Regions from separate parts of the Homo sapiens genome. Here region 2 is linked to region 1. A link is an interaction called in ENCODE POLR2A ChIA-PET data of the cell type or tissue named here. Cell type or tissue: GM12878. All regions are shown on one strand. Each heading gives the region's core, and the rest is flanking DNA. Links, peaks and the distances in the headings are about the cores only.

Region 1 (9,573 bases), core at 2,498-6,497:
TACAAAAAGCATCATTCTCATAATAGTCGTTTAAATTAAGTGTTCACATTATGCCCTTTCTACAGATTAGGAAACTGAGGCACAGGGAAATTAAGTAATTGCACAAGGAAGAGCCCAGGTAGTCAGGTCCCATACTGTGTGTTTGTATGTGTGTGTTTTGAGACAGTGTCTTGCTCTGTCACCCAGGTTGGAGTGCAGTGGCACGATCTAGGCTCACTGCAGCCTCAATCTCCTGGTCTCAAGCAGTCCACCTCCCTCAGCCTACTGAGTAGCTGGGACCACAGGCATGCACCACCATGCCTGGCTAATTTTTTAATTTTTTTCCTTATAGAGATGGGGTCTTGCTATGGTTTTCAGGCTGGTCTTGAACTCCTGGATTCAAGCAATCCTCTCTCCTTGGCTTCCCAAAGTGCTAGGATTACAGGCGTGAGCCTCTGCACCCGGCCTCAGTGTGTGCTCTTAATTGCTACACTGTGCCGCCACTTGGCAATGTCACGGCCGCTTACTCTTACCTATGCAATCCTAGCATGCCTTTCCTTCTTCTGCTTCATGCTATTGAGCACTCTTTGTCATCCCACAGAATTCAGTTCAGCCATTTGAGAAAAGCCTTTCCTGACTCTAACAGACAAGTTATGCACCTCTTTCCTGTGCTTACATAGTAGCCTGTACCAACATTACATTTCTCATTGCATTATGATTGCAACATCTGGGCACATCTCTCTAGGACGCTCAGCTCTGTGGAGGCAAACTCTTTCTCATTCAGTTTGTATGCCCAGTTTAACACCTAAGCGTTAGCACACAGCAGATACTTGGTAAATGTTTGTTAGCTGAGTAAGGGAAAAATAGATCTTCTAGCCATGAAGTTTTAATAGTGTTGATGTAAACCAGAAGGAACATTTCAAATAAATTATGTAATTTTCAATAAAAAAAGATATACCCTTGATCTGTAACTCACAAAAATAATGTATTCTTCTGAAACAGTATACAACGAATGTTTAATTAACCATTTGATTAAATGGCTGAGTACCCTGGGCCAATAAAGCAAAGTTTCATTAACTCCTCTAATATTCTTAACGGAAAACCTGAAGAGCTGACATATAGTAGTAAATGAAATGTGGGTTGGTATCTCAGACCATCACAAATCACCTCTTAATACAACTTCTTATCATCACTTAACTTGAAATACTTTCAAAGATGAAGACAAAGGGTAATAAAGAAGTAGCAGGATGGAGTTGTACTCTTGGTATAAGAGAAATATACAGCAAGTCATTATAATACATTAGTTAGTAACAGTGACTTTTCTAAGGTTTCAGTTGATGGTTATTCATCCACTACTTAATTCTTTCCTCTTAACAACCTAAATGAAAAGTCACTGCTTTTAAAATAACATTTTGTCATAACTCTATAAAACTTTTTTTTTTGAGACGGAGTCTTGTTCTGTCACCCAGGCTGGAGTGCAGTGGTGTGATCTCAGGTCACTGCAACCTCCGCCTCCTGGGTTCAAGCAACTCTCCTGCCTCAGCCTCCTGAGTAGCTGGGACTACAGGTGCACGCTGCCATGCCCAGCTAATATTCTGTATTTTAGTAGAGATGGGGTTTCACCCGTTGTCCAGGCTGGTCACAAACTCCTGAGCTCAGGCAATCCGCCCACCTCGGCCTCCCAAAGTGCTGGGATTACAGGCGTGAGCCACCATGCCTGACCACATTAAAGCTTTTAACATGCTAATCTGAGTGGTTATTGATGATGGTAAGATCAAGTTCGGTTGTTTGTAGTCATTAGATTTAATGGAAATAACCATTAGCAGAGCAATGCCTTGTGTTGGATTATTCACTATCCCGTTAGTATCCTTTGTTTTCACTTTGATAATACGATTGCCTTTTATTGAGTAGAAAGGACCAGTATGCTCAAGGAGTTATTGATTCATAGTTGAGATCAAAAAAAGAGAAAAAAGAAATGAAAAACCTTTAGGAATTCCTTTGAACATTTAAGATAATTTTACAATCTACATAGCTATTTGACAGTAAGGCAAAGGAGATTTATGTATATTGGTTAATAATTTTAATTGGCATTTATTGTAAATTAGATATAATTTTATAAAAAAGAAACTAACATCTGTTTTCTTATTTTGAATGTTAATTGTTGACTATTTTATGCATTTGGTTATCAAGCATTGTCACTTCTGGAATGCTTAATTTATGTCAGCTAAATACATGGAGAGTTGATGGTGGCAGTGTACTGCCGTGGATAAATATTGAGCAGTGAATAAGAGATCTGGTTTCCAGACTCTGGAAAGACTCCATCTAGCAAGACCTTAGGTCATGACTCAGCACCTTTGAACTTAGTACTTACTCAGATTGGAGATAAGAAACAAATATTTTTACAATCCATTTACACGCAATGTTTTATGATAATATAATCATAAAATTTTGCTTATGTTTTTGTAATTCATCTAGCATTGAAAAAGAAAAAACTTAGCATATTACAAAATAGAACTAAGTGGAAAGAGGAAAGGTCAGACAATGCTTAATTTTTCTGTACCAGCACCATTGTTTTGCAAGTATTTGTTTTCAAGAATACTTATCAAAAATTTCTTGGCTGACTTTCTTATTGGCCAGAAAGACTTCTCTGCAATTCTTACTTAGTGACTTAAAATATCAGTGAAGTGGTTAAAAATTTAGTTTAAAAAGTTGGCTTTAACAAGTTTGCATTTTTTGTTGCCCAGGAAAACATAACTTAAGATTGCAATATTCAAGAAAGGGAGAAAGATACTTAATTACCCTCAAATAAGAAAACTAATTGTTAGTATAAAGATATAATTTTTATATTATTTTTAAAATATTATTAAGCAGCAAATGAAAAAAATCTAGGTTAATAGTTGGGTTCTGTTTTGAAAGTATTGTTCCATTAGTTTGAATTGTTCTGAATTAAAAATTCTGAATTCATTGGCAGTTTTACCTTGGGAGTTCACCCAAAACATAAGTAAATAACTAACGGCATTGCTTTATTATTATTATTTATGAAATTAAGTAACAATGATATTTTTAACCCAAACCAAGTTTATCAAGATTAAAGAAAAAAAAAAACCTAGTCCTCAAATTAGATAGCTACAGCATGTGGTATGCAGCTACTGCCAAGAAAATCAGTGTTCACTTTCCATATACAAAACCAAGCAAATTATAGATAAACCATTACCTTGATACCATTCTCTAGGGGCTCATGTTGAAGTGGGAAAGGCAGGTCAAAGACAAGACAAATGAAAAATGTTACAGGTTAAGTCAGGATGTTGTAAAATATGCCTTCGACCCCTTTGGTTTGACTTCATTCTTAAGGAGTTTGATTTCCAGAGGAAAAAAAGAAAATTTTAGGTTATAACTTCCTAGAGAGTGTTTTAGCAGATTTTAGAGCCCTTTGTTTATCCTGATTTCTGACTTCACAAATTGTATCCTTTTTATTCTCTATCCTTCTATATCTACAGTAAAGTACTGTGAAGATTGGTTTCTTTACTCATATCCCATTGATTTAACCTAATAGTGTGAAGGATAAGAAAACCTTGGTTGTTTTTAATATTAAATTCAAGCCGTTAATATTTCCCCCTGAAATACTAGTTTTATTCAGAATTTGTCTTTTTTTCTCAAAGCAGTCTTTTCTCTTTATACACCTATTAGGTTCCTCTTCCCTATCTTTGGCATCATGATAAGATTTTATTTGGAGATAACACAGAAAGGAAAGCTTTTTTCATAATCATCAGTGATGTGACATTGTGCATCAGTAGAGAGCAGATGCTGAAGGGGGGATTTGGTTAAAAACCCCCTCTTTTGGAAATCAGTTTTTTACTTACCAGGGACTTTCTCACTCGGTGCTTCAAGGCTGTCAGCCAAGAGTATAATCTGCTGTTTTTAGACAAACCTTTGCCAATCACTTAAATTTTGCAGTTACACTTACATAGTATGTTTCAGTTGAATTTCAATCCAAAGAATATTTAGTCATGATACAGTATCATATTTGAAAGATCATTAGCTATGTTAAACTTAAGTATTATACCAAGAACCTTGGATAAACAGTTTAAATTTATAACCAACTGATACGTCCAAAAGGTGCTAAGTGTTCACTGTGTTTATTTATTATTGCTCCATTTCAATTGTTTTAACTGAACTCAAATTTAAGTTTATCTATTTTACTAGACATTATGCCTTCTTTTTACAATTTCTTGACCTTAGAGTCCACCCACCACCTCCAGTTATTATAAAGAACCGATTATGTTGTATTTAAAGTATAAGGAGGAAAAAGCCCTGCTATACTAATATAGAACATTATAATATAGTAGTAAGAGAAAACTAAATCTATGGCCAGTTTACATATTCAAACATTATAACATTAATTTACATAACAATCAAGAAAACTGAATCTTTAGTTGGCTCTAATATTAAGCAACTCAGTGAAAACCGTAAAACCATGGACCAAAATTTTTGCCCAAGGAGTAGTTTGGGAAAAGATTCCAGAGGCAGATATTCAAAAAAATAAAACAACCAAGGAAAGTATGTGATATACAAATTATTTTAGGGATGGCACTATTGCCCTTGAAAAGTCTGTTAAACTCCTCTTTTTCCGGATTGTTGTAAAAATTAAATGAGATAACTGATGCAAGGGGTCTAGCACAGTTTCTGCCCCAGAGTAAGTGCTTGTTAATAAATGTGAGCTATGGTTATAATCATCTACATTCTTGATTTTCTAGCCTTTCTGGTTATAATGTTTAGCTTAATGCAGTTCCAGTAGTATTTATGAAATGTGTGGTGAAGGGAGCACACCAGTAGGCTTCACAGAGATGTCCAGCACGGGGCTCCTATCCTCAAGGGTGGAAGTAAAGCGGATGTATTAATAAATCTGAAGCAGAATGTGAGAGCAGTACAGTACAGTGCAACACATTTCACTTTGAACGTTATGAACTTCTGATGTGTTCGCAGCAGTTGTGTAAATGTTAAAACCACAAGTAATTATTCTTTCTCTTCTGTCATGCTCTCTCTAATTTATACTGTCTCAATATTTTTGTTTATAAAAATGACTGAAAGAATGAGCGATTGTGTCAATAATGAAGACACCCCCTCATTTTTAGCAAAGAGACAGCCCCAAAATCTCAAGAAGTGAACAATTAAATGAGTCATAAATCTATCATTCATAGTTAAATGGAATTTTTTAAAGATAGTGTGGTTCAATAGCATTTTTATGGTGCAATTAAAAACTATCCCTTCAGTAAATCAGTACCCAAAGGAGAATGATATTTGGGTTTTTTTTTTTTTTGTACTGGAGACATCAGATTGTCAATTTCTTCCTTATTTGCAAATACAAGGATGCATGCTAAATCTCAGACATCTGGCTTTTGTAATGTAGTGGTAGCAACCTGCATTTTGGATTCAAATCAAAGCCTCTTCCTTGCTGACAGGGTGATCTCAGTCAAGTAACGGAAGCTTCTTAAGCCTCAGTTTCCTCATCTGTCAAAAGCTGGGATGGTGATGCCTAAATCCGCATGACAGTTAGGACAAATGAGAAAATGTTCGCCAACACAAACCTACTTGATGGACTCTCAATCTTTGGAAAAACAACTTAGTAATAAGTAAAATTTCTTTACCTCTCCCTCACAATCCAGAGCTTACACAGTATGTGCTGTACGTTAAAAGCTCATTGTCTCATTGACAGACTGTTAATTTCACACACACACACACACACACACACACACACACACACGCAAAATCGCTGAACAAAACACAGCCCAAGAAACGTCAAGGACAAATAGGCTAGATATGAAATTCCTGAAGCTCTGGTCCAGCATCAGGTGACATGGTCAAAGAGAAGAGACAGCTCTCTTTTTAGAACGTCTGATGCCCCTGAACTGGTATGGCCAAGAATAGTTCTTGGCTTTGGTATAGTCTTGGGGTATTTCTCTAAGAATATACCACAAAATGCACTGAGGTTTCAGAGAAGTTTCTTCATAGTTTAACATTATGCATTATTATATAATTTCCCTAAGAAACCCCCAGAAAAAGTGGAGCCTTTATTTTGTGTGTAAGAATCCCTAATTAGGAGTCTTTAGCAAGATAAGAATCAGAAATCTGATTTGCCCCCTTTCTACATTAAGCATATTGAAATTTTCATCATACCCAGATTTCTGACCCCTGAATGTTTTGTGGTTGCCTTTTCTCTTAGAGCTATTCAATGTAAAATATCTTTTTTTCTCAAAAAAATAAAAATAAAAACAAAACTGATTTTGATACACAACAGCTGAATAACTCACAGTTCCTAGCATATGTAACAAGGTTTCAGGCATTCAGGCTAGGACTGCAGTCTAGAAGATCATATTTTTCCACTAATTTTTTTTTCAACTGTCACTTCCAGTAGAGTAGGGGATTGTATGAGCAAGTTTATGATACACAATTTAAAGTAATTTTCTATAAAAAGATGTATGTTCATTTGAGGCACAAAACAATATCCTGATATTGGAAACTAACTTTTAATCTTAAAACTTTAAAAACTAAAATATAAAATTAATTGATGATAGTGAGCATTATTATGTATGTGACATTTCCTGTCTAACAACCCAGTATGCTGTAACTGTTTTCAAAATTGCTTTATTTTTTTTTTAAAGTGAGTAAAACATTTTGTTGAAGTAAAAGCAGCAAATTGATACTTCAGAGGTCCAGCTGTGTGTTCAGCTTAATGTTTTCCTGTGTCAATTTGCTTCAAATCCCTCAAAATCAGATACTATTAACAAATTACTAAACAAAATTATTTTTATACATTTATATATTAGAAGTTATTTCCCGGGTAACAACTAATCGCAGATACTAAAAAATACTGGACATTTCACTGTAACATTGGGTGTTTCTGATAGAAGCTGGTCTCTTAAATTGACAGTAAGTAAGTAAGCATCATTACCATTTAAGTATATTACAGGGGAGAAGATTATTGACTAAAATATTACAAAATCTACTTTTAAAAGCATATTTAATCATCCACTCAAAATAGCACACTAAAAGTTAAACAGCTACTCTGGTGTTCAGTGTAGCTAAACTCAGTATTTCCTACTTGTAAATATTTATTTATCCAGAAAGAGACCAGAAATATGGTTTGAACATCACCATTCTGTGCCTCTTTATGAGAATTCAGTGTCTTCTGAACCAGAACTACTATTTACTATGCCCAAGTTGACCTTACAACATGTCCCTCAAACTTGCACATCACCTCTGGCTTAGGACAACCTTGACTGTCCTGTCCCTAGTTGTGTCCTCTCTTCATTTGTATCCCCATAATTTGCAAATGAGACTCGACATAGAAAGGCTTTCACTATCTCAGAGCATGACTGGTTCTGAAGGAGCAGTGTAGTGTTGTACTTCAGGGCATGGACTCTGGACATACTGCTTGGGTTCAAATCATAGCTTCACCAGTTGATAGCTGTTTGACATTGAGCAAATTCCTGGACCTCTCTTTTCTTCGGTTTTCTCATTTCTCATTTTTCATAGGGATACTATTAGTATCCCACAGGGTTGTTCTTGTGAAGATTAAAAGTGCTTTATATCCATGTACAATATCTAGCACTTACATAGCAGTTACAAGTGCCTGGTACTCTTCTGAGCAGTTAATGTGTATGCTTAATGTTGTGTTGTTGGTAAATAATACTATACACTGTGTTAGCGATTGCTAATATTGTTGGATGGTAAGATTGTCAATGACTGCCTCAGATGAGTACCTGAGAGCCTCTCATTCAGATTACTTTCATGCTTCTCTCACACTAGGGAAATACTTCTATTGAGAAAACTAAGGCTCTGTAGGGTTGAGAGAACTCTTAACAGAAACATTTTGAGTAGAACCTAGATTACTCTGCCTTATCTTTTTTTTGTCCCCAACTCCTGGATGCCTGTAAACCTTTCTCTCTGCGCTGCCTCATTCAGACATCATTTCTCATGTATTCTAGAGCAAGGCGTTCTAACTAGCTTCTCTAACAGCAGTCCAACCCCCTTTTGTCTCTCCTTTCCACTGCCATCATTGTTCCTTTCCTAACACAAATTTAATAAAGCTAACAACTAAGAAGCTATCTTAGGCACTCATTTTCTAGAGTATAAAATTTGGTAAAAGCTTAGTATAAAGCCTACAGTGTAAAGTTAACATAATCTTAGAGGTTCATGTTAGCCAAGCCTTCTTTTTCAACTTCGGAAAACTTTCTGCTCTTCAAGATCCATTGTTTCATCTTCAGAGGAATGCCCCTCCTTCTAAACTCTGAGATCTCTCTGTCCTGCATTCCTTCTCTCCGCAAAGCCTCTCTCTGAACCATCTGATAAATTCCTGTTCACTCTTAATAGCCACCCTGCCACCATTCTTTTCCCTAGGATACCATGCAGCTTATCTTTTGGTGAAAAGTTCTGTATGAGTAAATTAGTATTGAGATTTACCTTGATATAACGACAACCTGTGGCAACAAATACTCGTCAGTGTGGAAGAAAATATCAGAGACTTCAACTTTTCATTTTCATTAGGGAAAATGTCTGACTTGTTTAATTCTACCACTTGCAGTTAGCTAAGGTAATGTGCTGTGAAATGATTAACAGGTGCAACAGGTAGAAAAGACGCTTTAATTAACTCTCTATAAACAAATTTAGTAGGTGGGCACTTACATGATTTCCTGGCTTTCATATATATGGTAGATAAGCAGTTTGTCTCAATAGTGTACTTGGTCATCAATTTGCAATCATTATCTAAAATATAAAATTTTCTCAAGTAGCATAAAGAGAAGAGACCCTTGATGTTTCAATTTAACAAGTTACTCATTACATTTTCAGTTCTCACCTCATTGTCCCTCAATAACTTACCTTTTAGTGCCTTTCCTGAATAATTCTTAATTTTTCTAGCATATTCTATATATCTATTTGTGAAGCACCTGAAACATATAAAGAACTAGTACTCTGTGTATTATCGCTGCCACTAATTGCAGCAGAGGGGAGTGAATTCAGTGTGGGCTGAAGTTGTCTGAAAGGCATCATGAAAGAGTTGGAACTTTAGTTGATCCTTAAAAGATAAATTTGAATTAAACAGGAGAGCCAATACTGCCAGTTATTGAACTGCTAGAGCAAAGATTTGCATATATTCCGAGGACCATAAGGCAGGCTGTGACCATTGGAAATTAGGTTTCATAGATAGAGTGTGTCAACTGTAGACAGTTCTGAGAGCCAGGCAGGGCACTGACTCAACTGTGTTAAGCACTCATGTATGAAAAAGGAACATGATGGAAGTAGCAGTTCAGAAAGACTTCCTTGAGTGGGTTGGTTAGCATCACACAAATGCACAAAAGTTTGCATACAGCTTTAAGGAACTCCTCTGAAGGCCTGAAACTCCTCTTAAGGCCTGGTGAAGAACCCCTCAAGTAGAGACCAGAGGCCCAGATGGAGAGTTGCTGAAATATTTTTTTTTTTTTTTTTTTTTTTTTTTTGAGACGGAGTCTCGCTCTGTCGCCCAGGTCGGACTGCGGACTGCAGTGGCGCAATCTCGGCTCACTGCAAGCTCCGCTTCCCGGGTTCACGCCATTCTCC
Region 2 (9,573 bases), core at 2,476-6,475, 940 kb before region 1:
TGGAAATATACTGGGTTGTTTAAAGAAATATGTTTCTGGTGGGCAGGAAGATAAAAATAAAATCCTGCAAGATTTAGTTGAGATTAGAGCTACTGTTATCCAAACTCCGACAGAGCATAGATAGATACACAGAAACACTATCCACTTGGAAATTTGAGACTTTCTATGAAGAAGGCATATATTAATAATTAATTTAGCAATAACTTCCCCCCATTTTATATGTTAAGTGTTAATATATTAGGAAAAACAGGTAGGCAAATTAAGGAAAAAAATTACATGCATAATTTTTCTACTGCTAATTGGACACATGCCCATATTTTCGGGTAGTTACACTGTATATGACTTAGCACAAATTTTATCACGTTTTATTCCATTAATATGATCCAGGGTTTTATTTTTAACGGCTGCATACTGTTCATTAAATCTGTCTATCATACGTTGCTTAAGTAGTCTTTTTAAGGTACTTCCAATTTTTCACTATCATAAACAGTGTGTATTCTCATAGCCAAATATTCTGTACTTTCATGATTGTTTCCCTATGATAGATCAAAGAGTGGTAAATATTTTAACCCTTGTGATATGTATCGTCAATTCTTTCATAGAAAATATACTGATTTACCTTACTCTGGTATTGTGAAAAGTAATTTTCTCCAGATTCTGAGCCTCATTAGATGTCATTTCTAGCTTGAAAGATAATATTTATATTTCATTGTTTAAATTTGTATTTATTAATTATTGATGATGTGAAATTTTTTCCTGTGTTTCTTCTTTTGGTTAATTTTTGCTTTTCCCCACTTTGTCCAACTTGTTACTGGTGACTTTTTCTTGATTTGTGAGAAATATTTACATATTAATTATACTGATTCTTTGTCCTCATATATGTTACAAATAAGATAAGGTTTTTTATTTGGTATTTTTAATAGTGAAATGTGACAATCTTTTCCTTCATACTTTCTATTTTGGTGAGATCATACATAATTTTTTATTTCAAATAACAGAATTAACATTAATATTTATTCTAGTGTTTTTATTTAGATCTTTTATTCATCTAGAATTTTGATGTATGATATGATATAGGAATCAAATTTTATTTCCCAATGATTAAAAGTTTTCCAAATGCTCTTTAATTCTTTCTCCATGGATTTGGCATGTGATATTTATTATATCCTCAATTATTAAATATAATTTTATCTGTTTCTGGTTTTTCTCTTCTTTGCTGTTGATATAATTCTAATTTAATTTATTTAGTAATTTTTACATATGGCATAATGTTAATTTTTCAAATGTTTCACATCCTTCAAATATATCCTCCAGAAAATTATCTGAACAATTTTGTCAGATATGAAAAAACAAACTTTCTGATATATTCTTTAAGATTGCAATAAGGTCATAGATTAATTTGGGAAGCACTCATATCTTTATAATATTTCATCTTTTTATCTAGATACATGGTATCTCGTTATTCATTTAGTTGTTTTTTTTCTGTAATCCTTAGGAAATTATGAACCATTGGTTCAAGAAGAACATTTATTAAAGAAACCCTGGAATGTTATTATGAAAGACTACAAAAACTGCTATAAAATCCTTGAATGAATTACACAAAGATTAACTGAATTTTGAAAATGTTTATATCTGTTTTGGGGAGAAATAATTTGGTTGTTAAAATATAGTCAAGTTAACACTATCTAGAGACAACATTTATGGTAACTAAATGATTATTACCACTTGTAGTTTTTATCAACTTTTTGCCCTAAATAAATACGTTGTGCTGAAAAGTATGCTGTACAATTTTCTTATTAAACAACAACAACAAAAAAGAAAAACAAAAGTGCCAGAAATAAAAGCAACATTTGATACACAGAAAGACAAAATACCTCAAAATATCAACATGAGGAACCTAGGTGTATTAATTACATGTGTATGAGTGAACCAGGAACACCTGGTCACTATCAGAGGCCAGCATAATGTCAAGGAAGGTAACCAAATTAGATGCTCATCATGTGATATATACCATTAGATCAAAAATAAATCCCTGGAACAGTACACATGTATGAAGACAGGGTTCAGGAACCCAGGAATGAAGACCATGTTAGGAATGGGAGTACATAGAGAAATATTTCTGGATACATCCTAAGAAAATACGCAAGGGTAAATTCCAAGTGCTGGCATTTGAAAATGTTTTAATTGGTCCATAACGGAGAGAGGAAACTCATGAAAGTTAAAATAATAGTATTTTACAGTTTTTTCTTTTTTCATCAGCGACATTAACCTGAAATCTTATGTTCTTATCAGGGTTTGATATCATAAAGGGTATGTCTTTTTGCATCCATTTACTTTCAACTTTTCTGCATTTTTCTATGGAAGATATGTCTCATAAATAGCAGGGCTTTTCCCCAAATTTTTATTGTCTGATAACCCTTTTCCTTGTACTGGAATAGTCTATTCATATTTAATATGGGTATAATATATTTACCTTTAAGTCTATCATTTTACTTTATCTCTCTGTTTTTATCTCTTCTATATTGACTTTCTTCTCTTCACTCTTTTTTCTAGATAGATTGCATATTTTTGGTGCCATTTCCCCTTCATATCAGTTGGTTTTCATATACACAATCTTTTATTATTCTTCCATTATTTAAAGATTGATACAATCTAACATAAATTATGTTTATAATTTCCTAGACAGCATCAGGATTTTAGTATACTTTCATTTCATTTACACTTTTTCTGATTGAATGCTATTTTTTGTCCAATCAATTTATAAATATGTATTAAGCCCCAGAGACCGAACTATTATTTCAAATAGTCAGTATTAATTTAGATTTATCCACATCTTAAATCATTCAATTACTCTTTATTCTTCCTTTTTCTGGGTTTGCATCTGGAGTAATTTCACTTATGCTTCAAGAAAATATTTTTCCCTTTTTGTGCAGGACCAGTAGTATCATTTCCTCAAGGTTTGTTTTTGAATGTTTTCATTTTACCTTTATTGTTAAATAATAGAATTTTAGGTTAGCAGCTAGTATCTTTCAGAATCTTAAAGATATTATTTCTATGATCTGTTTCTTCATATCATGGTTTGGGTTCGATTACTTTGCCTCTTCACATGCCCGCATTTCTGGTTTTTTTTTTTTAACTTTATTACCAGTCATTATGACATAAATGTTAGCAATAAATTGCAATTTTGAACAGTATTATCTTTCTCTAGTAAAAAAAAAAAAATTCTGTTTGGTGTCTAGGAGCATTTGCAAACACAGATTACATTAATCCAGTCATAAATTGAGATGAGTTGAAACTCTCATCGTTACGAGATCTAACTTATTTCCTGTTTATCCTTCTTCCTGAATGTAGCCATTTGGCATACTGACAAAACACTGAGGCTTTTATCAGGGGTATCCTAGTGGCTCTAATGTCAATTTCCTCATCCCTGGCCCCACACCCAGTCCTGAAAGTCTGTTAAAAGTACTCCTCAGCATCTTGGTTTCTCAGCTCCTGCTTTCAAAATTAGCAGTATTCCTAAATAATAAGTGGCCCCAGAAGGACTTCCTTTTTCTCTTAGCTCTTGACCCACAATTTTTTCCAGCTCTGGTAATTCTCTGATGCCTACAAAGAGGATTATACACGGACACACACACACACACACACGCACAGAGCACACACCACACACACATGCACACACCACACACACACACACACACACACAAATTGAGAGAGAGAGAAAGTAAGAAAGCCAGTTAGTGGTTCTAGTTGTCATCAGTACAAGGATTGATTTGAATGACCTTGTCTGACCTTGTCTATCTTTCCTAGAGGTCATTTTATTCATTTTAAAAATTTCCCTAAGCTAGAAGGGTTGAAAATTGAATTTCAAATGGTAATGAATAGTGAGAATCTTGACTTACCTTAGTTTCTCACAAGATATTGCTAGCTTGTCACCATGGAACTAAAAATATAAACTGAAAACCAGGGAAAGAGACTGCAGCAATGAACTTACATGACAGTGTGGCTAGAAACTAACACCTATGTGTATAATAGCAACAAAACAATATCTGTAGAATTAAAAATAGAACTTGGCTGATGAATGGAGAAGATGCACATATGCTGGCGTTCTTCTGTTCTGCTGATGGATCAGATTTTATTGTATTTCATACCAAATGACTTTAGGTCAGGACTGTCTTCACCTAATTTAAAGTTCTTGATCCCCTGGGCCTTTACCTGGACAGCTTTCATCTGGGCTTAAGCACAGAAACAAATTTATGAGATAATATAAATTAATAGGTCATAAGTTTCTGTGTCAAGAGTAATAATTTAGTGGCTTTCATGTTTAGCATTACATAAACAACAATGACAATATCTAGCATTACTGAATTCAGTTGTATATTCAAGGAATAATCAGTACTGAACTTTAAACTACTCAGTATTTGCCTTTAGAATTTCTTACACTTTGAGTTTGCTGACAACAAATTCTTTTAGCTTTTGTTTGAAAATGTCTTCCTTTTGTCTTTATTTTTGAGGATACTTTCACTTGGTGTAGAAATCTAGTTGACAGCTATTTTTATTTTTATTTTTCTCTCATCACTTTAAAGTTGGCATTCTATTATCTTTTGGCTTGCATTGTTTCTGATGAGATGTCAACCATCTTTTTTGCTGTTGTTGTTCTCTTGTAAACGTAAATGTAAAGCGTCTTTTAACTCAGTTTATTTAATTAATTTATTTATTTTTGAGATGGAGTCTTGCTCTGTGACTCAGGTTGGAGTGCAATGGCACGATCTTGGCTCACTACAACCTCCACCTCCCGGGTTCAAGTGATTCCCCTGCCTCAGCTTCACAAGTAGCTGGGATTACAGGGCCCGCCACCATGACCAGCTAATTTTTGTATTTTTAGTAGAGATGGGGTTTCACCATGTTTGCCAGGCTGGTCCCAAACTCCTGACCTCAAGTGGTTTGCCAGCCTCGGCCTCCCAAAGTGCTGGGATTACAGGTGTGAGCCACTGCGCCTGGCCAACTATTTATTTTTTAAGGATATTTTTCCTTTAAACTTGTTGTTCACTAATTTGACAATGATATATCTAATGCAGTTTTATTTGTACTTATCTTACATGTATTCTTTGAGCATTTTATTTCTTTTTTAAAAATTTTTATGTTTAACTTCTGTGGATACATAGTAGGTTTGTATCTTTGTGGGGTACATGAGATGTTTTGATACAGCAGGCAATATGAAATAATCATGTCATGGAGAATGAAGTATCCATCCCCTCAAGTATTTTTCCTTGGAGTAACAAACAATCCAATTACACTCTTTAAGTTATTTTAAAATGTACAAAAAATTTATTATTGCCTATAGTCATCCTATTGTGCTATCAAATAGTAGGTCTTCTATATTCTTTCTAATTTTTTGTGCCCATTAACTATCCCCACCTCACCCACAGCACCCACACTGCACTACCCTTCCAAGCCTTCAGTAACCATCATTCTACTCTCTCTGTCCATGAGTTCAATTGTTTTGATTTTTAGATTCCACAAATAATTAAGAACATGTGCTGTTTTTCTTTCTATGCCTGGCTTATTTCAATTAACATAATGATCTCCAGTTCCATCCATGTTGTTGCAAATAACTATATGTCATTCTTTTATATGGCTGAATAGTACTCCATTGCTCCATTGTGTATACTTGCCACATTTTCTTTATCCACTAATCTGTTGATGTACCCTTATGTTGCTTCCAAATCTTAGCTATTGTAAATACAGCTGCAACAAATATAGGAGTGCAGATATCTCCTCAATATACAGATTTCCTTTCTTTTGGGTATATACCCAGCTGTGGGTTGCTGGATCATAATGGTAGCTCAACGTTTAGTCTTTTGAGGAACCTCCAAACTGTTCTCCAAAGTGACTGCGTAATTTACATTCTCACCAACAATGTACAGGGTTCCCTTTTCTCCGCATCTTTGCCAGTGTTTGTTATTGCCTGTATTTTGGATATGAGCCATTTTAACTGGGGTGAGATGACATCGCACTGATTTGCATTTTTCTGATGACCAGTGATGTTGAGCCTGTTTGCCCTTTGTGTGTCTTCTTTTGAGAAATGTCTATTCAAATCTTTTGCCAATTTTTGATCACATTATTAGTTGTTTTTTTTTTTTGTATAGTTGTTTGAGCTTCTGATATATTCTGGTTATTAATTCTTTGTCAGATGAGTAGTTTGCAATTATCTCCCATTCTGTGGGTTGTCTCTTCACTATGCTGACTGTATTTTTTGCTGTGTAGAAGCATTTCAGCTTGATGTGATCCCATTTCTCCATTTTTGCTTTGGTTGCCTGTGCTTGTGGGTTATTACTCAATAAATTTTTGCCCAGACCAATGTCCTGGAGATTTTCCTTCCATGTTTTCTTGTAGTAGTTTCACAGATTCAGGTCTTAGATTTAAGGCTTTAATATATTTTGATTTGATTTTTTATGTGGGGAGAGATAGGGCTCTAGTTTCATTCTTTGAATATGGAAATCCAGTTTTCTAACACCATTAATTAAAGAGACTGTCTTTTCCCCAGTGTGTGTTCCTGGCAGCCTTGTCAAAAATTAGTTCACTATAGATGAATTTGTTTCTGCGTCCTCTATTCTGTTCTATTGGTCTATGTGCATGTATTTTATGCTAGTTTTGATCACTGTAGTCCTGTAGTATAATTGGAAGTCAGGTAATGTGATTCCTCCAGTTGTTCTTTTTGCTTAGAATAGCTTTGGCTATTCTGGGTCTTTTGTGGTTCCATATAAATTTCAGGATTGTTCATTGTATTTCTGTGAAGAATGTTATTGGTAATTTGATGAAGATTTCATTGAATCCGTAGATTGCTTTGGGTAGTATGGACATTTTAACAGTGTTGATTCTTCCAATCCATGAACATGGAATAGTTTCTCATTTTTTGATGTCCTCTTCAATTTCTTTCATCAGTATTTTATAGTTTTCATTAAAGAAATCTTTCACTTCTTTTGTTAAGTGAATTCCTAGTACTTAATTTTGTGTGTGGCTATTGTAAATGGGATTTTTTTAATTTCCTTTTCACATTGTTTACTGTTGGTATTTAAAAAACGCTGCTGATGTACGTATGTAGATTTTGTATTCTGCAATTTGACTGAATTTGTTTATCAGTTCTAATAAGTTTCTTTTTGAGTCTTATAGTTTTTCCAAATATAAGATCATATCATCTGCAAACACAATAATTTCACTTCTTCTTTTCCAATTTGGATGCTCTTTATTTTTTTCTGTTGTCTGATAGTTGTAGCTGGGACTTCCAGTACGATGTTGAATAACAGTGGTGACAGTGGGCATCCTTGTTATGTTTCAGATCTTAGAGGAAAGCCTTTCTAATTTTCCCCATTCCGTATGATACTAGCTGTGGGTCTGTCATATATGGCTTGTATCATGTTAAGGTATCTTCCTTCTATCTCCAGTGTTTTGAATATTTTTCTCATGAAAGGATGAATGCTTTTTCAACACCAATTAAAATAATCATATGGTATTTATCCTTCATTCTGTTGGTATACCACATTGGTTTGCACATGTTGAGCCATCCTTGCATCCCAGGAATATTTTTTACTTGGTCATGATAAATGACCTTTCTAATGTATTTTTTTTTCTTTTGAGACAGAGTTTCACTGTTGTTGTCCAGGCTGGAGTGCAATGGTGCAGTCTTGGCTCACTGCAACCTCCACCTCCCAGATTCAAGCGATTCTCCTGCCTCAGCTTCCCAAGTAACTGCGATTACAGGCATGCACCACCACACCTGGCTAATTTTGAGTTTTTAGTAGAGACAGGGTTTCGCCCTGTTGGTCAGGCTGGTCTCAAACTCCTGACCTCAGGTGATCCACCTGCCTCAGCCTCCCAAAGTTCTGGGATTACAGGTGTGAGCCACCACGCTTGGCCTCTAATGTATTGTTGAATTCGGTTTGCTAGTATTTTTGTAGAAGATTTTTGAGTCAATACTCATCAGATATATTGGCCTGTATTTTTCTTTACTTGATATATCTTTGTTTCCATAACAGGGTAATACTGGTCTCATAGAATGAGTTTAAAAGTATTCTCTCATCTATTTTTTGGAATAGTTTGAATAGGTTTGGTATCAGTTCTTCTTCAAGCATTTGGTAGAATTCAGCAGTGAAGCCATCAGGTTCTGGGCTTTCTTTACTGAGAGAATATTATGGCTTTTTTTTTTTTTAAGACAGAGTCTTGCTCTATCACTCAGACTGGAGTGCAGTGGCACAGTCTCGGCACACTGCAACCTCTGCCTCCCAGGCTCAAGCAATTTTTGTGCCCTCCAGAGTAGCTGGGAATACAGGTGCATGCCACCTCACCCGGCTAATTATTGTATTTTCAGTAGAGACAGATTTTCACCATTTTGCCCAGTCTGGTCTCAAACTTCTGACCTCAACTGATCCACCCACCTTGGCCTCCCAAAATGCTAGGATGTCAGGCATGAGCCATCCTGCCCAGTCATTTTATTATGGCTTCTATCTCATTACTTGTTGTTGGTCTGTTCAGGTTTTGGATTTCTTCCTGGATCAATCTTGGTAGGTTACATGTATCTAGGAATTTGTATATTTCTTCTAAATATTCCACTTTATTGGCATATAATTGCTCATAGTAGCCACTAATGATTCTTTGATTTTCTATAGTATCAGTTGTAATATCTGCTTTCTTATTTCTGATTTTATTTTTTTGGATATTCTATCTTTGTTTCTTAGTCTGGCTAAAGGTTTCTCAATTTTGTTTAACTTTTCAAAAAATCCACTGTTTCATTGGTCTTTGGTATTTTTTAAAATTTCAATTTCATTTATTTCTGCACTGATCTTTATTATTTATTTTCTTCTGTTAATTTGGGGTTTGGTTTGCTTTTGTTTTTCTAGTTCTTTAAGATACACCATTATATTGTTTATTTGAATATTTTCCTTTTTTTAATGTAGGCACTTATAGGTATAAACTTCCCCCTTAGTACTGCTTTTGCTGTATCCCATAGGTTTTGGCATGTTGTTTCCATTATCGTTTGTTTTAAGAGAATTTTCAATTTCCTTCTTAATTTCTTCATTGACCCACTAGTCATTCAGTAGCATATTATTTAATTTCCATGTATTTGTATAGTTTCCGAAATTCCTCTTGTTATTGATTTCTAGTTTTATTCCATTGTGGTCAGACAAGATGCTTGATATTATTTCAATTTCTTTTGAATGTTTCAGGACTTGTTTTGTGTCCTAATGATATGGTGTATCCTTGAGAATGATTCATGTGCTGAGGAAAAGAATGTGTATTCTGCAGCTCTTGGATGACATGTTCTGTAAATACCTATTAGATTCATTTGGTCTGTAGTGAAGATTAAATCTGATGTTTCTTTGTGGATTTTCTGTCTGGAAGATCAGTTTAATGCTGAAAATGGGGTGTTGAAGTCTCCAGCTCTTATTGTATTAGAGCCTATTCCTCTCGTTAGCTATAATAATATTTCCTTTATGTGTCTGGGTGCTCCAGTGTTTAGTGCATATATATTTCAAATTGTTTTATCCTCTTTTGAATTGTCCATTATATCAATATATA

Evidence for each region. Peaks named below come from ENCODE experiments on the same cell type or tissue, not always from the same donor. Only the 100,000 strongest peaks of a DNase experiment are listed, where the experiment ranks them.
Region 2: POLR2A ChIA-PET joins it to region 1 with 5 read pairs; 1 of 35 experiments calls an interaction of 5 or more read pairs at or near these places.

Annotation. Positions count from the first base shown.
Region 1 is chr5:88,736,401-88,745,973 of GRCh38, reverse strand. The region is part of intron 6 of MEF2C (myocyte enhancer factor 2C); the gene reads left to right. Among named protein-coding and RNA genes, the nearest start is that of GSCAR, 44 kb to the right of the region's middle. RefSeq lists enhancers at 1,361-2,560, 9,399-9,448. In GM12878, for the core only: no CTCF peak of the experiment used is centred there; no DNase peak of the experiment used is centred there; H3K27ac peaks cover 3,122 bases.
Region 2 is chr5:89,680,395-89,689,967 of GRCh38, reverse strand. The region is part of intron 1 of LINC02161 (long intergenic non-protein coding RNA 2161); the gene reads right to left. Among named protein-coding and RNA genes, the nearest start is that of LINC02161, 100 kb to the right of the region's middle. In GM12878, for the core only: no CTCF peak of the experiment used is centred there; a DNase peak (open chromatin) is centred at 4,010.